2 separate regions of the Homo sapiens genome follow, and region 2 is linked to region 1. A link is an interaction called in ENCODE POLR2A ChIA-PET data of the cell type or tissue named here. Cell type or tissue: A673. All regions are shown on one strand. Links, peaks and the distances in the headings refer to the core of each region. The heading gives the core; the rest is flanking DNA. Region 1 overlaps AKT3 (AKT serine/threonine kinase 3). Region 2 overlaps LINC02774 (long intergenic non-protein coding RNA 2774).

Region 1 (8,339 bases), core at 324-8,323:
GATTTGCTCCATTGCCCAGGCTGACCTTGACGTCCTGGGCACAAGTGATCCTCCCACCTTGGCCTCCCCGAGTGCTGGGATTACAGGCTCCCTTATCTTTTGAATGTCTGTAAGATCTTAGCGATATCTCCTTATTAAATCCTGATATTGGTAAATTATATACTTGCTCTCTTTTTTCCTTTGATAATCTTGCTAGGAGTTTATTCATTTTATGAAATCTTTTTTTTTTTTTTTTTTGAGATGGAGTCTCGCTCTGTCACCAAGCTGGAGTGCAGTGGCGCAGTCTCAGCTCACTGCAACCTCCGCCTCCTGGATTCAAGTTGATTCTCCTGCCTCAGCCTCCTGAGTAGCTGGGATTTACAGTCATGTGCCACCATGCCTGGCTAATTTTCTACTTTTAGTAGAGACAGGGTTTCTCCATTTTGGTCAGGCTGGTCTTGAATTCCTGACCTCAGGTGATCCACCCGCCTTGGCCTTCCAAAGTGCTGGGATTACAGGCCTGAGCCACTGCACCCAGCCAACTTTTTAATGATTTTTTAAATGATCCATTATGTGGTCTTATCATTTGGTCTGTCTGTATTTTATTTTTTGGGGGTATAGTGTTATAAATATCTAGTCAAGATGATTGGTAATGGGTCATAGTCTTCTATGTCTTCACTGACTCGTTTTTTTTTTTTCCTCTAGTTCTGTGACTCAGTGTTATAGTCTCCAGCTATGATTGTGAATTTATCTGTTTCTCTCTTTAGTCCTACCTTTTTAATTTTATATATTTTGAAGCTCTATTATTAGAGGCTTTTTTGTTGTTATATCTTCTTGATGTATTGCTTCTTTTATCCTTATGAAATGTTCACCTTTTTCTCAAGTGACACTCTTTATCTTGGAATTCAGTTTGTGTGATATTAATATAGTAACTCCTGATTTTTTATGATTAGTGTTTGCATCTTGTATCTTTTCAACTGTCCTATTATATTTAGTCTTTGTTTTGTATTTAAACTGTTTCTCTCGTTGACAGCATATGTTTGGGTCGTGTCTTTTTTAAAAAATCTAATTTGACAATCTTTACCTTTTAAATGGGAGTTTTTAGGCCAGTCATATTTAATGTAATTATTGATATGATTGAGTTTTCTGTTTGTGTCATGTGTTCTTTGTATCTTTTCCCTATTTTTTTGCCTTTGTTAGGATTTAGTATCTTTTCAGTATCCTATTTTATCTCTCCTATTGGCTTGTTATTTATGTGTCTTATTTTAAAGCAATTTAAAAATTTATAGTTAATGTTATTGTTGGTGTGGTTGAACTTAGGCATACTGTTATTTTTTTAAAAAAATACCTCTCTTCATACTTTCTTATCTTCTTTTGAGTTAATTGAATTTTTTTCAGTATATTCCACTAACAGTATGCATTCTCAACAGGAGTGGTAATTCTCCTATAGGGCAATCATAGGTTCTTGGAAAAGGGTACAGAATATCCTTTTATATTACAATTGTTTGTGGCTCTCCAATCACATTATATAAACAGATATATCTTTGGTATTAAAATTTCTTGGTGGGGACCGAAGTGATTTAGAGGGAGTTTTCTAAAGAGGCTCCTTAGGTGAGCCAAGGAAAAACCTTTGATAAACAGTTCTGTCATCATTTTAGCTTGCATTGCTTTTTTAGGTATTGTTCTAAGGTAGTGGAATACAGAATACATGTACAGGTTTGTTATATGGATAAATAACATGTTGTAGGGGTTTGGTATACAGATTATTTCGTCATTCAGGTAATAAACATAGTACCCTATAGGTAGTTTTAAGATCCTCACTTTCTCCCACTCTCCACCCTCAAAATACATCCTCAGTGTATACTCTCTAAAGTACAACCAGGGTGATTTTGGTCCCCAGAGGACATTTGGCAATGTCTGGAGACATGTTTGAAATGATGTGGGGGTGGGATTGCTACTGGCATCTAGTGGGTAGAGGCCAGATATGCTGCTGAATGTTCTATAATGGACGGAATAGTATCCCATGGCAAAAAAATTTCCAGTTCAAAATGTTAGTAGTGCTGAGGTTGAGGAACTCTATTCTTGAGATTACAATATTCATTCTTAATTTATTACAGTCTATGTAGGGTTAGTATTTTACTGCTCCATATAAAATATAAGACTCTTCCAATGCTATATTTATATTTGCCCCCACTTCTGAGAGTGCCTTGTGCTGTTGTTCTCCTGTATAGTATATCACCATGTTATAAACTCTGTTATAATGTTATATATTTTTTGCCTTATTCATACGTCTTTTGAAAAAGAGCAGGAAAAGTATGGTCATTTACACTTATATACCTATTTTCAGTTAAAAAATTTTTTTCCTATAGATTTCATTTTCTGTCTGATATTTTTTTTCACCTGAAGAACTTTTCCTTAGCTTTTTTTTTTAAACTTTTAGTTTCCAGAATACATTATTGGTTAGATGTTATATGGGTAAATTGCGTGTTGAGGGGGTTTGGTATACAGATTATTTCGTCATCCGGGTAATAAGCATAGTACCCTATAGGTAGTTTTAAGATCCTCACCTTTCTCCCACCCTCCACCCTCAAAATACACTCTCAGTGTATACTCTCTAAAGTACAGTGTGTACTCAAATGTGTACTCAATGTGTACACAAAGTACACCCTCAGCGTGTTCTTGAAACATCGAGTATACATTGTCCATGTGTACTCAGTGTTTACCTCCCATTTACACGTGAGAACATGTAATATTTGGTTTTCTACTCCTTCATTAGTTTACTTAGGTAATACCCTCCAGCTCCATCCATGTTGCTGCAAAGGACATGATCTCATTCTTTTTTTATGGCTGCATAATATTCCATGGTGTGTATGTACCACATTTTCGTCTGCTGTTGATGAGCATTTAGGTTGATTCTGTGTCTTTTCTGTTGTCAGTAGTGCTGTGATGAACATATGTGTACATGTGTCTTTATGATACATGTATGATTTATATTCCTTTGGTCATATTTTCAATAATGGAATTGCTGGGTCTAATGGTAGTTCTGTTTTAAGTTCTTTGAGAAATTGCTGAACTGCTTTCCACAGCGGCTGAACTAATTTACATTCCCACCAGCTATCAAATTAGAATCCTGTACAATTTAAAAAATCCTTCAAAATGAAGATGAGCCCAGCCACAGTGGCTCAAATTAGAATCCAAACTATCAAATTAGAATCCTATATACAGTTTTAAAAATCGTATATGTGGCCGGCTAATTTTTAAATTATTTTTTTATAGAGATGGAGTCTCAATATGTTGTCCAGGCTGGTCTCAAACTCCTGGCCTCAAGCGATCCTCCCACCTTTTCCTCCCAAAGTGCTAGGATTGCAGGTGTGAGCCACTGTGGCTGGGCTCATCTTCATTTTTGAAGGATTTTTTAAATTGTATATAGGATTCTAATTTGATAATTGTGGTTTTTTTATCATTTTAAATATGTCATTTCATTTTCTTCTGGCTGCCATGGTTTCTGATGAAAAGTCACCTGTTGTTATTTTGACTTGCTGTTTCCTTATATAGTCATGTGCCATTGATATGGTTAGGCTTCGTGTCCCTACCCAAATCTCATCTTAAAAATTGTAATCCCTACGTGTCAAGGGAGAGACCAGGCGGAGGTAATTGAATCACGGGGGCAGTTTCCCCCATGCTGTTCTCGTGTTATCGAGTTCTCATGAGATCTGATGGTTTTATAAGGGGTTCTTCCCCTTTAACTCGGCCTTCCTGCCGCCCTGTGAAGAAGGTGCCTTCTTCCCCCTCACCTTATGCCATGATTGTAAGTTTCCTGAAGCCTCCCTAGCCATGCTGAACTATGAGTCAATTAAACTTCTTTCCTTTGTTAATTACCCAGTCTCTGGCAGGTTTTTTTTGTTTGTTTGTTTTTTGATATGGAGTCTTGCTCTATCACCCAGGCTGAAGTGCAGTGGTGTGATCTTGGCTCACTGCCACCTTTGCCTTTCAGGTACAAACAATTCTCCTGCCTCAGCCTCTGGGACTATAGGTGTGTGCCACTGTGCCTGGCTAATTTTTGTATTTTCATTAAGCGACGGGGTTTCACCATGTTGGCCAGGCTGGTCTCGAACTCCTGACCTCAGGTGATCCAGCCATCTCAGCCTCCCAAAGTGCTGGATTTACAGGTGTGAGCCACTGCGCCCGGCCTCAGGCAGTTCTTTATAGCAGTATGAAAATGGACAAATACAGCCATATAATGATGTTTTGGTCCATAACAGATTGCTAATGATGGTGGTCCCATAAGATTATAATACCATATTTTTACTGTACCTTTTCTATGTTTAGATATGTTTAGATACACTAATACTTAACATGTTTCAATTGCCTACAGTATTCAGTACAGTAACGTGCTGTACTGAGATCTCCCTCTCACTTTCCAGCTATTTTGGCAGCTCTGAACTCTGTCTCTTCAAACTAGTAAGACTTTCTGAGTTCTAGCCATTCCACTCTAGTTTCAAGGAATGGGAGAGCGCCTTGAGTAAAAAGCCACATCAGTGCGAATCTCATTTGTAGCTCCCTTCTTTACAGTCAGTTTCCTTCAATTTCTGCCTGCTTTTGCAGCTTTTCTACTGCCTTCAAATTGTCATTCTTTATATTTTATACAGAGTTTATAATTTTATATATAGAAGGGTTAGTCTGATACAAGTTACTATACTACTACTGGAAGTGAAATTTTGCTAGGTATGTGTTTTAATGTATAGATACACAAATTTATTTAAGCTTCATGATTCACATACTGCTGTATTCCAATTTAATTCTTAAATTATGAGGAGAAGAAGTTTGTGAGAAGTAGGAGTACAGTTTATAAAAATTTATCAGAAATTATGAGTACTACAAGTTATGAGGTGTATGAAACTAATAGTTTAAACCGAGTTTGAATCACTTATCTAGAAAGATAGCTTTTTCTTAAGCTCATATGTAGAATTTCAACCTAGAAGTGACTTTAAAAGTTATCTAGTCTTTTTTTTTTTTTTTTTTTTTTTTTTTTTTTTTTTTTTTTTTTTAGTTTTAGGGATGAGTCTTTTTATGTTGCTCAGGCTGATCTCCAACTCCTGGCCTTCAGGAGTCCTCATGCCTCGGCCTCCCAAAATGTTGGGATTACAGGCAGGAGCCACTGTTGGTGGCCTCTCTAGTCTTATATCCATTCATCTGACAGATTTCAAAACTGAGGCCATATTTCAAGTTAGGTATAGAGCCAGGATTAGTACCTGAGATTTCTTTTTTGCTGATCTTAGATACTTCAGATTTTGTTTCTTTCTTGACGTTTAGGAATAGATTGAATTTCTTCAAAAAATATTTTGTATCTTGTTGGGGGGGAGGGGCTCAGAAGTTTTGGGTGGAAAGATTTAAAATCCTCTGAGTATGGAAAAGGGGGAGTATCTTCCACCTTGTGGAATCCTCACACTGTGTGAGTAATATTATTCACTGCTCTACTTCCCAGTGGAGAATGCAGAGAAGCTGTACCTCTTGAACTTGTGTTTTCTCTCTTTGAGTAACTGTTTCCATAGTTTCTATACCCTTTGACATAGAGAAACTTTCTTTAGTTTGTGTTCGCATTTTATAATCAATCACATTACCTTTTGATGTGTGATAGCCCTGCACCTACCACTAATTTTCTGTGTTTTTGGTTATGCTAGTTTTTCGGCTTGGCATGTTTTTTCCCCTCTGTCTTTTTAAGTGAAAAATCTCCTGTGTCCTTCAAAGCCAAATTATTTACCCAGATCATGGTCTTACAAAATTAGAATGATTTCTTTTGTCTGTATAATATTGCAACAATTTCCTGTCTTGACCTCCTTATGACTTTCTATTGCCTTGTTATTACATAGATCTGTTATTTCTCCTTTCCATTGTAACCTCCTTGACAGCACTGTGTCTAATACAACTTTATATTTTGTACAGTTTGTAATTTTCCTTCTGAAATACAGTTCACCATTATTTTGAGCACGGTAGTCTCTTAATCAGTATGTGATACAAAAATGGGGAAGAAAATAATGATTCTAGAAGTTCAGATAACAGTATGTCACAGATATTAGGGCAAGGAACTAGAACTGGGACAGCTGAGGCAAGGTAGGAAACACAGACTAGATCACAGTTATGAAAGCAGCCTAATGTTCAGGAGAGAGTTTCGGTAAGGGCAGCACTGGAATTCTAGAACCATGTTGTATATCTGTCAAATTTTTGTGTAGCAAAACAGAACTGACAGGGTAGGAATTGGTAGATTTGACTGAATGGTTATTCCTGACAAAGATAGTGGGTTGTACCCTGATTGTCCCAGAATGGACTAGTAAATAAGGTATCTAAATTAGGTAAGTAGAATAAAAGATTGGGAATATTGTAGTTTTTATGGTTTGGAAGATTAATGCGTATTTTAAGGGTAATTTTTGCTTTACTCTTAGAACGGTAAAGTACCTCTGATTTCATGAAACCTAACTTTCTAAGCCTATAAGAAGAATCTTTTCTACTGTGTTTCTAATGGATCACTTATCTTAGATATTGTGGGCAACTAAAGTTGCACTGTATCTGTTTCATTATTTAACAGCTCTGAGCACTGGTGGTCTTTGTTTGCCCTCCTGAGCAATATAAAACAAGTTCTGTTTTCCAGTTTATAGGCCTTCGGATTTTTCGAGATTGCTATCCTGTCTTCCCTAAAATCCCTCTTTCTAAGCAAAGTGCTCTCAATTCTTTATTATGTTTATAATTATTATAAGACACGGTTTGCAGCCCTCTCATACACGGTACAGTTGTCCCCCAGTATCCACGGGGGGTTGGTTCCAGGACTTCCTGGAGATAGCAAAATCTGCTGATGCTCAAATCCCTTACATAAAATGGTGTAGTATTTGCATACAACCTGCACACACCCTCCTGTATGCTTTAAATCATCTTTAAATTACTTACATTACCTAATCCACTGCAAATGCCATGTAAAGATTCTATGTAAGTGGTTGTTACACTGTCCTGTTTAGGGAATAATGACAAGAAAAAAGTCTGTAAGTGTTCAGTACAGATGATTTCTTTTTCCTGAATATTTTTGATCTGTGGTTGGTTGAATCCACAGATGGGAAACCCACAGATATGGAGGGCTGACTGTATTGGTATCTTACTGTGGAAATAGCTCAGTTTGTCAATGTTTCTCTTACAGCGTAGTGCCCAGAAGTGAATCTGTTACTGCAGATGTGATCGGTGCAGGGAAAAAGCACAGTGAGACTGTTAGCCTCTTCTCATAGTCTGTCACTGTAGGGGCCTTCGGTGCGATTAAAGGCTGTAGCCACTTTTTCTCAGTTTTACTCTTTAAGGGAACTTTTATTATGTTTTGATTATATAAATCATTTATAAAGTCAGTTTATTGTCCAGATGTTACCAGTTTACATTCCTAGCACTAATATGTGAAGGGTTCTACTTTCTTATACCGTAGCCATTGCTGGGTGTTACTCTTTCTAGTTTTTGCCATTGTATTGCTGTTTTATTTTACATTTCTTTGTTACTGAGGTTTAACGTTGCTTAAATGAATTATTATTCTTGTTCTTAGTTAAGTTTTAAATATGAGGCCTATCCTTAAACATGTATAAATTTTATGTTCTTATTTATTGGTAAGAGCTTTTTGTGTATTGAGAATACCTTTATTTGATTAATCTTTTTTGTTGTGAATATTTTTCTAGTTTGAATATACCTTTTAATGTTACGGTATATTTTTGCCTTGTAAAATTTTTTAGTTGTTAAGTAGTTTAATATGTCAGACTTTTCCCATTCAAGGAGACCATTGAGGTCATACTTACAAACTCTTCACCTTTTTCCTTTGAGCATCATTATGATGAAAACATTTTGTATTATCTAAGTAATATATTCTCCTTTAAAAGAGCCAAGCAGTAAATATATAGGGTATCGTGTGATTCCTTTCTTCCATATTCTTTCTCAGAAATAACCACTGCCAAGTATGTCATGCCAATATAAAGCTAAAATTTTTAAGAAGTACTTAAGAACTAGAAGAAAATGCCAAATTATAGGTAGTATTATCCCCTTGTCAAGAGATTCGGATTGAAGAGATTAGGCAGGGATAGGAAGGGGGATAATTAAGAAAATGAGACTTTTACACTTTATTCTGTGTAAACATTGCATCTTTCTGTTTTGCCTCACATTACATAAATGATACCGTAATCACTTACTATGTCTTGGAGATTTATCCATGCCATGGGAACCTGGAACTCGAAAAAAGTGACTAGTTTGACTTAACTTGCTCTTAGTGAATCTATTCTTACTTCTTGTCCATCTACAATTTCAAAGTACATCTGATGCTTGAAACAAGACTAGAGTTAGGGGCA
Region 2 (8,339 bases), core at 225-8,224, 94 kb before region 1:
AAAAGTTAAAGTGGCTCTGCTCAAACAAACCAACAACAACAACAACAAAAAAGGAATCCACACTAAGAGGTCCCAGGGGAAAGGATTAGAATTAGCCCTCTCTTTCAGACTCACTGGCTGCTCAGGATGGCAGGATCCGGTCCAAAATTGCAGGGTTAGGAGGAAAACAGGGCAGCTGGGACTGAATTTTCTACTCCTGGGATGACTATTGTCTCTAATATTCCACAGGATGCCACTGGGTAAAACTTAGAATAAGAAAGGCCTTCAAGAGAGAAGCAGAAAGAAAGATTCCAGCAGGGTGCATGGTGGCTCACGCCTGTAATCCCAACACATTGGGAGGCCTAGGTGGGTGCCTCACTTGAGGTCAGGAGTTCGAGACCAGCCTGGCCAACATGGCAAAACCCCGTCTCTACTAAAAGTATAAAAATCAGCCAGGCGTAGTGGCAGGTGCCTGTAATCCCAGCTACTCTGGAGGCCGAGGCAGGGGAATCGCTGGAACATGGGAGGCAGAGGTTGCAGTGAGCTGAGATCCCACCACTGCACTTCAGCCTGGACAACAGAGCGAGGCCCTGTAAGCAAGCAAGCAAGCAAGATTCAAAGGTGGAGGTTGGCAACCAGTAAGGAAAGAAACGAAGACACAATGATAGCAAACTTTCCTTGAACACCATCTAGATCTAGACGCCAGGCACAGGTAGGGCTCGAATTGCACCACATTCTCTGAGTGTGAGATACATCATGTTATTCCCATTTTGCAGATGAGGACACCAAAGCACAGAGGTATGTGTTAAACGAATTTGGGATTGAATGGAGGAACTCTGCTTAGTACCACTCCTTGTCTGTTTTGCAAAACCTGGCTAGTTGGCAGGCCCTCGGGAATTTAACAGTTTGAGGAAAATTCTAGCTCAGAAGCTTACACAGGCCACGTAATCTCTTTGAGCCCCAGTTTCTTCATCAGGAATGAGAGTGATAATTGTTGACTTTTCAGGTACGTTGTGAAAATCAAATGAGATCATGTGTTTGCATGAACTTTGCAAAGTAGAAAGCATTTAGCAAATATAAAATAATTTCCCATTATCCTAGTCCATCCCTGGAGGGAAGGCCTTAACCATATCTGCTGAGAAGGGCACCCATGTGTACTCATCATCCATCAAAGAAATTTCTACCTCCACCATTTGTTATATAGACATTGGAAAAGCCCCTTTTCCAAGGGGGCCTCCTTCTTTAACAGAATTCCTTCTTCAGTACGTTGAATATACAACTGAATTTCAGTTGCTTCCCACAGGTATTTCCTTATAACTTAGAAGCAAATTAGCAGGCATCATGATGAGTCTATGGTTAATAACATGGTCTAGGGGAAAAAAACAAAAAAACAAAAAAACAAGCCTGGCTTTTTTAAGCCTGGGGACTGAGCTAGGGAAGTCACTGACTATGTCTTTATTTGCTGCTCTGGTCACAGCTCTACAATGATTAGGGTGAGATTTTCTCAGGCCCACCCCTGCCTTTTAAATCCTGTATGAGGGCATATCTGAGAAAATCAGTCAGGAAAGCTTCGTAGAGATGCTTCTGGAAAGAAAAAGGGAGCATGCAAGATTCTGCACATATCTGGCCTGGAAAGGGAGTGAGTCTTCTGCAACATAGTTGAAGGCAAATGCTTCCCTAGAACTCTAGAACTGGCATACGAAGATCTAAGCCCATACAACAGAGTGGAAGAAATGGCTTCCGCAAGGCACACCATGGCATGGGCTCAAGAGTACTTCAGACTTGTGGATATAGCTGTATGCACACAGCAGGAAACCTTTTAATGGATTTATTGGTAAAGTTATTGCCTGTTGCCTATTACATGAGTATCTGTGGCCTATGAAGGGCAAGCCAGGCTGGGTGTGGTAGCTCATGCCTATAATCCCAGCACTTTGGGAGGCGGGCAGATCACCTGAGGTCAGGAGTTTGAGACGAGCCTGGCCAACATGGTGAAACCCCGTCTCTACTAAAAGTACAAAACTTAGCCAGCCATGGTGGTGCACCCCTGTAATCCCAGCTATTCGGGCGGCTGAGGCAGGAGAATCACTGGAACTCAGGAGATGGAAGTTGCAGTGAGCCAAGATCATGCCACTGCACTCCAACCTGGGTGACAGAGCAAGAATTCATCACAAAAAAGAAAAGATGCAAGCCAGAACTCTTTTTTTTTTTTTTTTTTTTTTGAGGCAGAGTTTTGCTCTTGTTGCCCAGGCTAGAGTGCAATGGCACGATCTCGTCTCACTGCAACCTCTGCCTACCAGGTTTAAGTGATTCTCCTGCCTCAACCTCCCGAGTAGCTGGGATTACAGGTGTGTGCCACCATGCCTGGCTAATTTTGTATTTTTAGTAGAGACAGGGTTTCACCATGTTGGTCAGGCTGGTCTCAAACTCCTGACCTCAGGTGATCCGCCCACCTTGGCCTCCCAAAGTGCTGGGATTACAAGTGTGAGCCACCGCACCTGGTCACAAGCCAGAACTCTTATGAAGACCTGAGAGTCAGGAAAAATTTGCATCTTTTTAAAAAGCGGCATGCTTTTTTCTGTATGAAAATTTGAATTCTGAAGTTGAGAATATGTTCCTTAATTTTACAATTTACCATATTTCCCATTTTCCTCTGGTAACCAAGAAACTGAGATCCAAATTTGTCAGTCCATTTTAGCAGAAGTGTAAGATTTTATGATTTTTGGATTGTGGTCCTCCAATCCTATCCATATTTTCCATAGCCTGATTCAATATTTTGTCCGGTACTATATAATATATATAGTAGATACTGTACCCAGACCATCACGGAATGTGGTAAAAATATATATATATATAAAATAAAATAAATGTTTCTAGGACCATCTAAGTGGGACCCTGGGGTTAACAAACATCTAAGAAGAGCTGGCTGGCGCTGGGAGCCTGGCTCTTCCACTTACCCATGAAGGCATTGACTTTATAGGAATTCAATGAGAATTAATGATGCAGCTGCTTCAGAGAACTGTAAGCTACTTTAGAAGCAGAGAACTTCTCAGTAAAGCCCCAAAACCAAAGAAGTTCATATTCTTCTGAATCCTAGTGATGGTCCAGCTCTTGATGAAAGCGGCCTTGCCTCAACCCCTGCCATGCTCTGCTCCTTCCCACCCACCTCAGCCCCGTGGCTCCTGTTGCTTTGTTTTCACAAGGTGGTTTGTTTTTCATATAACTTACAAAATTGTCCCTTGGACTTCTGAATTAAGAATGTCTAGGTGGCGAAGCAAAATCCAAATGATAAGACGCAATAGTACGTATTATTATCATTATTTGGTATATGAAAGAGTCTGCTTGTGTTTCATAATGGAAGACTGGCAAGTAAGGTACTGCTGTCTGAATATTTCCCATTAAGGTGGCAGGAGATGAGACAGCACCAGGGTCAGTGCCACCTGAAGCTAAATTATCACTTAATATACATAGTGAGCAGCTGATGTCCAGAAGTGAGCATCAAGCTCCTTGCTAACATGATGAGCAATGGCCATCTGTCCCCACAAAGCCAGGCAGCGTGACCTTCAGTCCCAGGCATTGCTAGCATCATTCTTTCCCATGATGAAGGACGAGAGAAAGAGCTGCTCTGGTAATTCTCTGTTATTAGCAACAAGAAAAACCAAAGTTCTTGTCCCTGTTTTTATTACATATTTTCTCCTAAAAAAAGAAATAGAGGGAGAATCAAATGGGAACCTGGACAGCAAGTTAAAGCTTAGAGCTGTGTGATTCTATTTCCTTAGAAGGACGACATATGCATACACTTAATATGCAGTCAAAGAGCAAAGCAGTGCACATGCATTATACTGGAAATTCCTTCATGTTTTATTAATTTAAACTACATGAAAATATCTAGCTGGAACAAAAGCCACAGCTCGAAACCTCAGGCCACTGAACCTCTATTGATGAATGGCGAGAGTCACTCTAATCTCTGACTACTGTTGTTGGCATAGAGAAAGTAAACAACAATAGAAGGAGGTGAGAACAAATCACTACAAAGATATAACCTTGCCAGTGAGGGGTTTGTAATCTGGATTGACTCATTAAATTCTTATGTGAGTTGAATGCATTCCCCCATTTGTGTCCTGCATTCTTTTCTGTGTCTGTCATACAAGGGATCGCTAGCATCATCAGAACAAAAAGCGAGGGAAAAGTAAGTGGCTGCTTCTCGGTGGGAATCCAGCATTTGACAGAGAGCAAGATAACCATGTCCAAGATCAACAACACCAGACATTAAAAAATGTTTCTCTAAGCCTGAGCGGTTCTCACAATATCAAGCAAATATGTATGCAGTGTGTTATTTTTGTAAAGAATTCTATTTTTCCATAACCTTTTACTTAGCTCTCAGGATTTTTTTAAGTTTTTTTTTTTTTTTAAAGAAAAATGTAAGTCATTTCCTAAGAACTTGGCTTAATAGACCATTTAAAGAAATAGGAAACATATAATATAGGGGTTGCTTGGTGCATCCGCTTAGCATGTGTTAGATCAGGAGAAAAAAACAATTAGCCATGGCTTAACGGTAAGGATTATTCACTGTTGCCCTCACGAGAGTCTGGAGGGGTGGGTGGGTGCAGGGTAGTTCAGCAGCTCAAGGGTCCCCTCACCGGCCAGACTGTTCCTGTGCCTCTGTTCCACCATGCTCTGTGGATTGGTTTTTCATTCTAATATTTGTCAGCTCAGAGTCCAAAGTTAGCTAACAAAGCTTCCGGTATCGTATTCTCTCACGGGCATCCCCAGCAAGCGAGAACTGGGCAGAGGCAAAAACATTTTGCCCTTGCTGGGCTCCCTTTGGATTCAGGAAGGGAAGCCCTCTGTAGACTTCTCTTTGCATCTTATTGGCTGCACTGGGTCTCATGGCCATACCCAGATCAATCACTTAACACAACGAAAATAAGTTCAGGCCCATCATGATTCACTCCTGGAATAAAATCTTTGCCCAATACCTGCTGGAGGTGGGGGGTGGCGGGGGAAATTATGGGCAAATGGCTATTGCATAGGCACAGAACCCTATCCCGACGTCTATCTCAGTAGGCCAGGTCACCTCCTCCTCATTCTCCAAAACGCTTCCATCCCATGGCGCTTCCTTGAAACTTCTCAAGAATGGCTCATGTAAAGTAGCTGCACACCAGGTGGGATATTATATTTCAAATCTGTTTCCTTTATGTTTCCATATATTTTCCTATTATTTTTCATTCTTCTGTTGGTCTATGTATGTAATTTTGCTTCTGGCAGCATCTGTCTCTTACTCTTTTGTTTGTTTCTGAGCCTTCTCTCCTATCACCTCTCATGTTTGATAATCTTTTACTTGTACATCTACTCATCCTATACTTCTATTTCACTAAAAGTACAGAAATGTAGGTAAGTCTGCTTATGGCTCCTATATTCAGGATTATATTGTTAAAGCTGTGACTTTGGCCTCTGGGATCAGAGCTGCCAAGAGCAAGACAAGTTCCCTGGCCAAGCGCTCTCGAGGGCAACAGAGACTGGGGCCAGAGGCCAGAGCTGAGCACTCACTATGGGGGCTTGCGACTAGGCTGGGAAGCCCAAGAGGGTCCCTTACTCATTTATTGCCCATGAGCAACCGATACACTTAGTTGGGAAACACACACACACACACACACACACATACACACATACAATCTTCTTTGAAAGAAGGGTTCCTATCAGACTGTCCAGTCAATAACAGCTACTTTCCTCCCCTTCCCCAGTGCAGGGCCCAGCTCTGTACCAAAAACAAACCTGACCTGAAGCAGGACAGGCTCAAACAGCTCAGCTCCCACACCCTGGCTCTTAGGGTTTGTCCAATCCCAATAGAACATAATAAGGAAACTGCTGATTTCCTTAAAAAAGAAAAAAAAAAAAGGAAAGAAATCCAAATCTGCCTAGGTTAACAAAGAAGGGAGGTTCTCCCTGTAGGAAGAGGCAGCAGGATTTGGAAGCCCAGGTTATTGTTCTCTGCGAAGGCTCACTAATTATCAACCGCCCCACAGCCAAGGCTGGCCTTGCCGGGGCAGGTTGGCAGAGGGGCTGCATTCCCTCCCCGTGTGCCCATGTCACCTGCTTTTTGACCTCCTGGGTTACAGCTAAGGCGAGGTTGCAACACATAAACAAGAATTTTCTAAAGAGACAAGAAGATGGCAGTAAACAGAAACGACTTCAATTTAGCTTCCTGCAAGTCTCCTCAGGGTCTGCCTGCAGCCTGGCTGTAGCTCCCGTATATCAGAAGCCATCTACCACAGAATAACAAAAGGGGGCTCTGTGGAATGCCAAAGGCCAAAAGCAGCTCAAGACACCACAGCAGTGCTCCTCAACCGGGAGCAATTTTGCCCTCCAAGAGGTATTTCACAATGTCTGGAGACATTCTTGGTTGTCACAACCGGAGGTGATACTACTGGAAATTAGTGAGCAGAGGCCAGGGATGTTGCTAAACATCCTGAAATGCACGGGGCAGGCCTCACAGCATGGAATTTTCTGGCCCCAAATGTCAGTAGGGCTGTGTTTGAGAAACGCTGCCCTGGAGGAAGACACTAGTTCACCTTTGTAAGAAAAACAGGGGACTGTGAATCTGATTCTGCTAGCATGAGCCCACCACCGTCACCAACCTGGAGGCTTCTAGGGGAGGAGAAGAAGGGCAAGAAGGACTGTGTATTAGAAAGTCACCAGTAATCACTGCAGCTCACAGGAGAGGAAGGGTGTGGTTGCCCCACACTAAGCCTGAGTAAGAGCAGACTTCAAGAAATCCATACCAGCAGCTTGACACGGGTCCTCTGGAATTTAGGAGAAAGAGGAGCTGGTAACCGGCTCTTCCAGGGTACACATCTAAACACAGGAGTCTGACTAGCATTGGCAGAGCAACCAGAGGAAAGACTTCATAGGGAGGAAGCTACACTTCTACCCACAGCACAAAAGGGCTGGCCTTGGGGTGCCATTAAAAAAAAAAAAAGACTCTACCTACAAGGACCCTCTGGAGGAACAGACATCCCCCTGCACAGGGACAGATTGCTAGGATCCCAGGGGCTGAGCATGACCCACAAACACATAGCCAGAGGAAAAGCATTGCCAGAAACAGATTCCAAGAAGGAATTTTTTAAAGACATGGGGTCTTGCTCTGTTGCCCAGTCTGGAGTGCAGTGGTGCAATCATAGCTCACTGCAGCTTTGACCTCCCAGGCTCAAGCAGTCTTGCCTCAGTCTCCCCAATAGCTGGAGAAAGGATTTCTGAGAAACTCGCAAAGGGACTCAAGGAGAGACAGTCATTTTGGACATCGGTCCCACCCAGAAGGGACCACTGCCAGACGTCAATGGTGTCCCTAACTCCCTGCACCCCACCCAGTGCCTGACCCTGGGGAGCCAAAGCAGCCAGCCAGTGAGCGTGAGATGAGGGAAAGCAAGGAGGGAAAATGAGCCGGCCGTGTTCCTCCCTGGCGGGTTTCTAAGTAGAAAGAAGGCCCAAGCTGCGGAGGAGAGAAGCTGTTGTATGATAAAAATATCACATTTTGAAATTGCACCAGGCTGAACCAGAGACATATGATTGTCAGACTGGACTGGGATTTTGGTTCTCTGAGAATAACGATCCAGGAATGTAAAATGGCACAGCTTCGGTGGAAAACAGTATAGCGGTTTCTCAAAAAGTTAAAAATAGCATTACTATATGATTCAGCAATTCCACTTCTGGGTATACACCCAAAAGAATGGAAAGCAGGGAACTTGAATAAAGACATTTGCACACCCATGTTCACATCAGCAGGGTTCACAATAGCCGAAAGGTGGAAGCAACCCATGTATCCAACGACAGATCAAAGGACAGACAAAATGTGATACAAACCTACAGTGAAATATGATTTGGCCTTAAAAAAGAAGGAAATTCCAACACACACTACAACATGGATGAGTCTTGAGGACGTTATGCTAAGTAGTATAAGCCAGTGACAAAAGGACAAACATTGTATGGTTCCATTTATATGAAGTACATGGTCAAATTCATAGAAACAATGTAGAATGGTGGTTGCCGAGGGTTGGGGGAGGGGAGAATGGACAGCTAGTGGGTCGTGGGTGCAGAGTTTCAGTTTGGGAAGATGGAAAGAGTTCTGAAGACAGGTGGTGGGGACGGCTGTACAATGATGTGAATCTACTTAAAAATGGTTAAAATGGTAAACTTTATGTTACACATATTTTACCACAATTTTTTTAAAAATTGGAAACAAAGAAACAAATAATAACCACCAAGGTTATGTGATCTGACCAAGACTTCTTCCAAAGAGCAAGTTAGAGTGAGGTCATAGAGTAAGTTCAGTGGGATCACTGGGGTGAAAATGAAGTCTGCTTCTA

Evidence for each region. Peaks named below come from ENCODE experiments on the same cell type or tissue, not always from the same donor. Only the 100,000 strongest peaks of a DNase experiment are listed, where the experiment ranks them.
Region 2: POLR2A ChIA-PET joins it to region 1 with 10 read pairs; 3 of 35 experiments call an interaction of 5 or more read pairs at or near these places.

The regions. Positions count from the first base shown.
Region 1 is chr1:243,828,809-243,837,147 of GRCh38, reverse strand. All of the region lies in intron 2 of AKT3 (AKT serine/threonine kinase 3), which reads left to right. Among named protein-coding and RNA genes, the nearest start is that of AKT3, 17 kb to the left of the region's middle. In A673, for the core only: no CTCF peak of the experiment used is centred there; no DNase peak of the experiment used is centred there.
Region 2 is chr1:243,922,795-243,931,133 of GRCh38, reverse strand. The region is part of intron 1 of LINC02774 (long intergenic non-protein coding RNA 2774); the gene reads right to left. Among named protein-coding and RNA genes, the nearest start is that of LINC02774, 9.6 kb to the right of the region's middle. RefSeq lists an enhancer at 6,178-6,826. In A673, for the core only: no CTCF peak of the experiment used is centred there; a DNase peak (open chromatin) is centred at 4,133.